2 separate regions of the Homo sapiens genome follow, and region 1 is linked to region 2. A link is a contact called in ENCODE Hi-C data. All regions are on one chromosome and are shown on one strand. The core of a region is the stretch at or near the end of the contact, and the rest is flanking DNA. Distances in the headings are between cores, read along the strand shown.

Evidence for each region. Hi-C counts contacts between places; a loop is a spot of excess contacts on that map. Pooled maps may share reads with other maps.
Region 1: a map of PC-9 shows a loop between it and region 2 (2.6-fold over the local background). The contact joins two enhancer-like sites. A Hi-C loop is called at or near these places in 2 of 168 maps with a recorded cell type or tissue (MCF 10A and PC-9) and 2 of 50 pooled maps.

What each region holds. Positions count from the first base shown.
Region 1 is chr19:46,371,973-46,375,624 of GRCh38, reverse strand. PPP5C (protein phosphatase 5 catalytic subunit) reads right to left here. Exons shown (of 13, transcript NM_006247.4): 3 at 1-21. Among named protein-coding and RNA genes, the nearest start is that of PPP5C, 27 kb to the right of the region's middle. Within about 2 kb of position 1,489, at least 26 of the 41 ENCODE cell types and tissues checked have a DNase peak (open chromatin) inside an H3K27ac peak, as active enhancers do; they include PC-9, where a contact is called at or near this core.
Region 2 is chr19:46,066,994-46,070,582 of GRCh38, reverse strand. It overlaps a transcript of IGFL4 not described here. Among named protein-coding and RNA genes, the nearest start is that of IGFL4, 28 kb to the right of the region's middle. Within about 2 kb of position 1,887, at least 3 of the 41 ENCODE cell types and tissues checked have a DNase peak (open chromatin) inside an H3K27ac peak, as active enhancers do; they include PC-9, where a contact is called at or near this core.

The DNA.
Region 1 (3,652 bases), core at 240-2,739, 310 kb before region 2:
ATGGGGCTTCACCTTGACCACCTGGGTGGGAGGGAAGGGGCGTGCACACTGAGGCTGAGGTGGGGGCACAGCGGTTGCCCCCAGGCTGCCCAGCCCTGGGTTCCATGAAAGTGGAAGTCAGACCGCCTGGGCGCCAGGTGCTGATGGTGCAACCCTAGACGTATTTAACTGCCGAGCCTTGGTTTCTGCACCCCAAAACTGGGCACAGCAAAGCTGCCCGCATGGGTGCACTTCATCAATCTTAGCTATGAGCGCGCTAAAATCAAACAACTGCCTGTCTGAGGACTGCGGGCTCAGCTTCAGGTGCCCTGTGAGAATCCCTGTGGGGTGAGCAGCATCCCAAGCACAGGTCCTGATGCTACTATCGTGACTACCAAGGTGGCGGAGCATGAGAGGAAGGGCCCGGCTGGGTCTACGGTCACAGAACAGCCCAGACTCACACAAAGGGCCAATGACTTGCTGGACGACATGGACTCCCCAAGCCCAGGTTACCTAATCTCTAACAGGGAGGTGACACAGGGCTCCCCTGCCAGGGCTGTGGGAAGGAATAAGTAACACAGGGGGCCCGGCATGCAGCAGGGGCAGGTGGGCAGCAGCACCGAGTGCTGTTACTTCCCTCCCTCACACTCTGGGGAGGCCCAGGACAAAAGATTTCCCTGTTTTGTCCACTGAAGAGAGGAACTGAGGGTCACAGATCCCTGAGACCGGGTTCAAATCCCAGCTCTGCAAGTCATGAGCTGGGTGACCTCAGGCAGGTGAGTCTGCCTCTCTGTGGCTCAGTTTCTCTCTGAGGTGGGACTGAGAACCATATATATCTCCCTCAAGAGGGCCACTGGGAGAGCTGCATGGGTGAATGCTTGTGAACCCTGCACAGTGGTGCCAGGTGAAAGGAAACTCCACGTGGGCGCCCACTGCTCTTCACGGTCCCCCTTCTGGGGCTGCTGCGCTGATGACCAGATCATACACAATAGGCATGGGGCGTTCAGCTTTGGGACATAGCAAGTTCCCAGTGAAAGGAGCCCTATCCCCGCAACCTTATTTACCCCGATTCCTGCAAACTCTGATCTTCTAACCTGAAAAGCAGACTGGATTTGGGGGCTGGATTCAGATCCTGGCTCTGCTACTTACTTGCCATGTGACTTTGGGCAAGTGACTTCACCTGTTTAGTCACGTAGACCCCCGTCTGACCTGCCCACCATCCTTAGCCTCCCCAGGAGCAGACCCCCGTATCTCCTGTGCCAGAGGACAGACTGGGAGGTCCCAGGGCCGGCCCTCAAGGAGCAGGGGTGGCCTCTGGTGGAAAGCCTGGCAGCGTGACTCAGAAACCTCCACAGAGACACCCACTGACCCCTGCAGGTTGGTGTGACAGAAGCAGGGGGTGAGGCTCATCCATGCTGGAAACAGGTGTGTGCGCCAAGCGGGGTGAGAAGAGCCCAGGCCCAGCAGGCCACGGCCTCCTCCCTGTCTGGGCAGGCCTAGGGCACCCTGCCAGGCAGCTCCACCTGGGCTGTGGGTGGGTGTAAGGCAGGGGAGGAAGACAGTGCCAGGCAGCCCCTGGCATCCTTCCCAATGAGGAGTGGTTATGTGCCCACACCCGGCTGGCATCCAAACCAGCATGTGGCCTGGCCCATGCGGCTCCTCCCACCCCTCTATACCTCCCAGCCAGACCACTCATGTCCCCGGCATGCTGGCTCCAGGCCTTTATGCAGGCTGCCTCTGCCCAGAGCACCTCATTTGCACCTCCAGCTCCTCCTCCAGGTCTCAGCCCCACTGATCCCTCCTCTAGGAAGCCCCAGAGGCTGGGTCAGGCACCCCCTCTGGGCTCCCAAAGGCCCCTGGGCTCCCTTGTTCCAGCCGTGAGCCCTGCTGGTTCGGAACCGGTCTGTCCACCCCGCTGGAAGGTGGCCCTGTGAGGGCAGGGCTGAGGCTCAGCCATAGCTGTGCGTGCAGCAGTCAATGAATTTCCCTTCCCCCCTTTCTCCAAAGAAATGAATGAGTGACTGAGCATTTCCTCCCCGCCAGTCTCCTGTTCTCCAGGGGTGGGCGGGCTGGGAAGGCAGATGAAGGCAAACAATGACAGCGCAGGGAGGAGAAAGGGAGTGGGAATACCAACAGTGGCAGCGGCAACAATAATAATACACAGCTCACTTCTAGAGCACTTACTATGTGCCTAATATTGTGTAAGCAATTCACTTGCTCATTTATCCTCCATGCACCTCTACATGGCAGTGTTTTCACAATCCTCATCTGACAGACAAGAAAACCAAGGCCCGGGGAGGTGAAGTCACCCACCCAGGAAGCCAGGATTCCCTTCTCTCCCAGGCGAAACTGCGCCAAAGCCCAGGCTCCTGATTTCCGCTATGCACGCTGGGATGGGCTCCCCTTCCACCACCTCCCCTCCCTGCCTGGGCCTCTCGTCCCTGGGGCACACTGCATGCCCTCCAGGGAGGCAGCGTGGGGCAGTGGTTATGAGCCTGGGCTCTGGGACTAGGCCTCCTGGGTCTGAATCCAGGCCTGCCAGGACAGGCGGCCTCACATCTCAAGCCTCCCTCAGTTTCTAGAAAGTAGGGGTGGTGCCAGCACCCCCTGGAGGATTGTCGTGAGAACTTAATGCCAGGCAGCAGCAGGCAAGTGCTCATCCCAAGGCCTGCTGCTACTGTAGCTGCTGCGACACGCAAGGTCTAGCTGGGACAGTGAAGATGCCCTGCTGGGCTCCTGCTCCTGAGGAAGGTCATTCAGTCCAGACCAGAAGGGACTCAGCTCCTGAAGGCCCACCGGGTCAGAACTTCACACTGAACTTTTTTTTTAAAGTGGCAGTTGGATTGTATCAAGGTCAGTATTCTGACTGTGATATTTATGTAGTTATGCCAGATATACCTTTAGGGAAAACTGGGATTTCTGCATTACTTCTTACAACTGCAGGTGAATCCACAGTGCTAAGTAAACAAGTTGTTTCTAAAAGCATTATCTTCGTCAGCGAGTACTCATGGGTAATGATGTCTGGAGCTGGTGAAATGGTAACACAGGTTCACAATCCCCGAAGAAGCCCTGGGGGCTGCGTGTATTTGGGGATTGGGAATTTTTTGGATTTTAGTAAGGTGATTTGGTAGATGGCCGGGTGTGGTGGCTCACACCTATAATCCCACCACTGTGGGAGGCTGAGGTGGGAGGATCACTTGAGCTCAGGAGTTCAAGACCAGCCTGGACAACATAGTGAGTCCCTATCTCTAGAAAAAAATAACAACAACAACAAAAAGCTAGCCAGGTATGGTGGTGCATGCCTGTAGTCCCAGCTACTTTGGGGGGCTGAGGTGGGAGGATTGCTTGAGCCCAGGTAAGGCTGCAGTGAGTCATGATTGTGCCATCACACTCCAGCCTGGGTAACACAGTGAGATTCTGTCTCAAAAAAAAACCAAAACAAAACAATACAAAAAAACCCACATGATTTTGTGTACATGCTCTATCATAGGACACCCCCAGCAGGTCCAAGGCAGTACCTAGTAATCACAAGCACATACACGGCCATTTCTGCAGCAAAACCTCCAGACATGCCACTGGAGAGTAATCAAGACCATCAGCAGCTTCTTAGTAGTTCAGGTCAGGTTTTGCCACTGAACGAGCTGCCCAAACTTACCAGAACAACTGTTCTTCA
Region 2 (3,589 bases), core at 638-3,137:
TGGGTAGTTAAGTCAGCAGCTTTCTGGACTCTGCACAATCACACAACCATTAGTAACACCACCAGAAATAAAATTCCTTTTTTTTTTTAGTTATTAAAATACATTTAATGCTTGGTATTGTGAGCATGCAGAAGAAAGAAAATAAGACTACAAAATGAAATAAGGGCTAGAATTTAAAGCCAATGTAAAGGAAATGTTCTAAATTGTGCAAGTGATTAACAGCCAGATGTTCCCCTATGATTCCGAACATGAGTCTCCAGTGCCAAGTTCCAGCCCGAAGTCTGTTGGACTCTCAGAGAAAATGTATAGTAACAAAAGCAGCCAAGACTTGCATGACGTCAGCTCTTATTTCTCCTTGAGTTTTTGTCCCGTGGATGTGAATCACTAAGAACACATGCATTCCTCAAGTTTTAGGAGATAAGGCAAAAAAAAAAAAATCTTAGAGATTTGCTTCAATTCGTATTTGAGCTTCATGGGATGCAAACATAGGAGACTAAAGCAGAAATGAGTATTGCTTCAGTAATCATGAGTCCACCCAGCTTAGTGAACAAAACAAGCGTTACCCTCCTAACCTTCCTGATAACAGGAATGTCTTGTTTGAAGTGTTTGGAGTCAGTGCATTTTACTGGCTGCCATTCAAAATATGTTTCAATTCTTAAAACTGAAACCCTGAACCTGTTCATTCATGTTTATTGCTTTAGTCTAATCTATTGTTTAGATTTTTCCCTATGCATATGGCTCAGAGCATCTTACACAATTTGCTTCAGAATTTTCACATCTATTGCTGTTGACTAAACACTCTAATTAAAGTGCCCAAATATGTACATACAAGAATATTTGTTGCAGAATTTTTAGGGTAAGGCTGAAATATTGCAAACAACCTACATAATTTTCAAAAAGAAGACAAATGAAATAAATTACAATTTATCCATAAAATAGAAATCTAGGCAGCCATGAGAATTATCTGTGATCTGTGGGCTTTTAGGGCTTCAAGGGGGGGATGTATGATATCTTATTTATAAGAAGGGAAAAGTGTGGCATATATGTAGACTTATATGTATTCAACTATACAGAATTTATGGAAAAATACAAACACTACATCTTAAATGCAGTTACCTTTGGGGAGGGTAGGAAGCATGATAAAAATTATCAATGCTCACCATGTAATCTTTACTTCTCAGACTGAACATTTTCATTAGAATACATTTGTTTCTTATCTGTATTATTATTTTAGGTGATATTTGAAAATTGAGTGAGAAAAGTCAGTCAGATGAGAGAGAAGAATACAGAGGGTAGGAAGAGACAGAGCAAATGACCTCAGCAACACAGAATCCAGATGGAGAGAAAATTGGGGGAAAGAGGTGGAAGATTTTGCTCATGGCATTGGCAGTGCCTGGCCTCTGAGGTGGGCTCTAGAACAAAGTCCTCCACTCCCTCTCATGTCTGGGGACATTCAACCATGTGAAAAGGTTTTCCAGGGAGGCATTTTCTCTGACCACCTGTTCTATACAGTACTGATAGGACAGCTTTCCCACGTACTGCCAGCAGCCCCGATCCAGAACTCAGCACTGCCCCTCCAGTCAGAATCAGAGGACCGAGGGGAAACATGCTCTCCTGTCCCTAATCACAAATGAAACTGTCTTTAGCATGAAGATATTCACTTGGTGAGAACTTAAGTCAACTGGACAAAGAGATGTAGGTCTCCAGTGCTCAGAGTGAATGTGTCTTTTGCAAAATCCCGAATGTGATTGCCCTGAGGCTGACATGGGGCCAGAAATGCCTGAGTCATCTCTACCTCTTCCTCTATGAAACCACATAATTGCCTCAGACTGAGCTCCCAATGCATTTAATTGTTTTGATCAAAGTCTTTCCCGGCGGTTCCTCAGAAGGAAGGATTGGGCCTGGAGGCCTACCCAGGGAGGGAGTCAGAGGCCGCCCACAGATGAACAATTCTATCTGTGTGTGCACCACCCTCCTACCAGACTTTGAAACCCTTCAACAAACAAGGGCTTTGGGATCCCCAAAATGAATCCCAAGCCCCTGGTTACAGAATCAACAAAGCGGGATGACAAATAAGGGAAAAGTTCAAATCTGGTAAACGTATCCCACAATTTGCAAGCAAAAAAATTGAGAACTATTTTTTTCAATTCCGCACACAATTAAGCATCATGTTTGCATTCAGTCTTGTTTTATGTTGGATTCCATCATGATGAGATTCGACACTCAGAGCTCGAGGTCTTTAATATCTTAATGTACCCTGTATCCCAGGACCTCAGATTACTGTCTAAGCCACTGCAAGGAAACATCAGCTCTGTCTGCCCTGGTGGGTCTTTCTTCATCTGGAGAGATAAAGAGATTGTTTAAGATTTGTGTTCAGAGACACATGGTGACACATGGTGGCGGAATTGGTTGAAGAGCATCTGTGACAAAAGGTGGAGAGATGGAGAACAGAGCAGGGTCCCCTCTTGGGAGGACCCAGTTATTGAAATTCCTTTTCTGCTGCTCTCTCCCCGCTTCAGCCTGGAGCATGGCAGGGATTCCTACCTGGATCCTTCTTTGATTATGGGGGAAGGTGCAGTCAGAGTTCACACCTGAAACCTTTTGACTCAAAGTCTTTTGATCCAAGGGACCAAAGAATGTTTGTCATCATTGCTGGAAGTGGAGCATAGGAGCAGGTGAATCCACACCTGGGTAAATGGCACTAGGGCTTACTCATGGGCTTATCCATGGAGCAGTTCTCCATGATGTCACAGATCTGGTTTCCACACCTGGGGGCTGGCTGACTGACTCTTTCCTGAGGGATAGATCAGATGTGGGTCCCAGAGAGAAACAAACCTGGCTGCCAACCTGGGGCCCTGTCAGAGCCCCATCCTGCAACCCCACAAATTCCTCCTCCATTCTGCTTGTTCATCACTCTTTCCTCACCTGAAACTCACTCTGAGCCTGAGCACACGTGGATGAGGATGCAGACAAGCCCCTGTGGGAAACGAATGGGGTCGGCAATGAGACTTATGTGCAGTCATCTGTTTCCTGCCTGGGGAATTTTCTAGGCTAGCTTTTGTTCTGGCTAAAGCTCAGCATTACTTTGGGGCTAATTCTTCTGGGATCAGGCTCATCGGGGTAGGGGCACTATTCCTGGGAGCTGGTCTTGGGCTCTCTGGAACCCAGGAAGGTGAAGGCATGCAAGGAAGCTCATAAAAGAGCCAAGATGAGAATCCAGGGAAGGGAGTGAGCTTCCTGGATGGGTGGAGGGCAAACTGGGACTGAGGTGCCACAGAGGCAATGAGGAAAACAGCGAGGGCCTGGGCTGAAAGCGGATGTCCAGATAGTAGTGTTAGGTATAGGCAAAGGTGGATATGCTGGGGCTGGGGTTGGAATTGAGATTGGGATCATCCTTACTAAAGGTTTGGCTTCTGTTTGCTGTGGCTTTGAAGCAGGCACAAGGAGAGTGGATGGGAGAGTGTCAGAGGATCTGAAATGGGGACTACGATTGAAGCTTGAAGCCCCTGTGAGCCTCTGGGAGGTTCTTTTATTGACCACAGCAAGATTGCAGAGTTCCCACTCCCAAATCTCTCCAGTGAGAACCAGA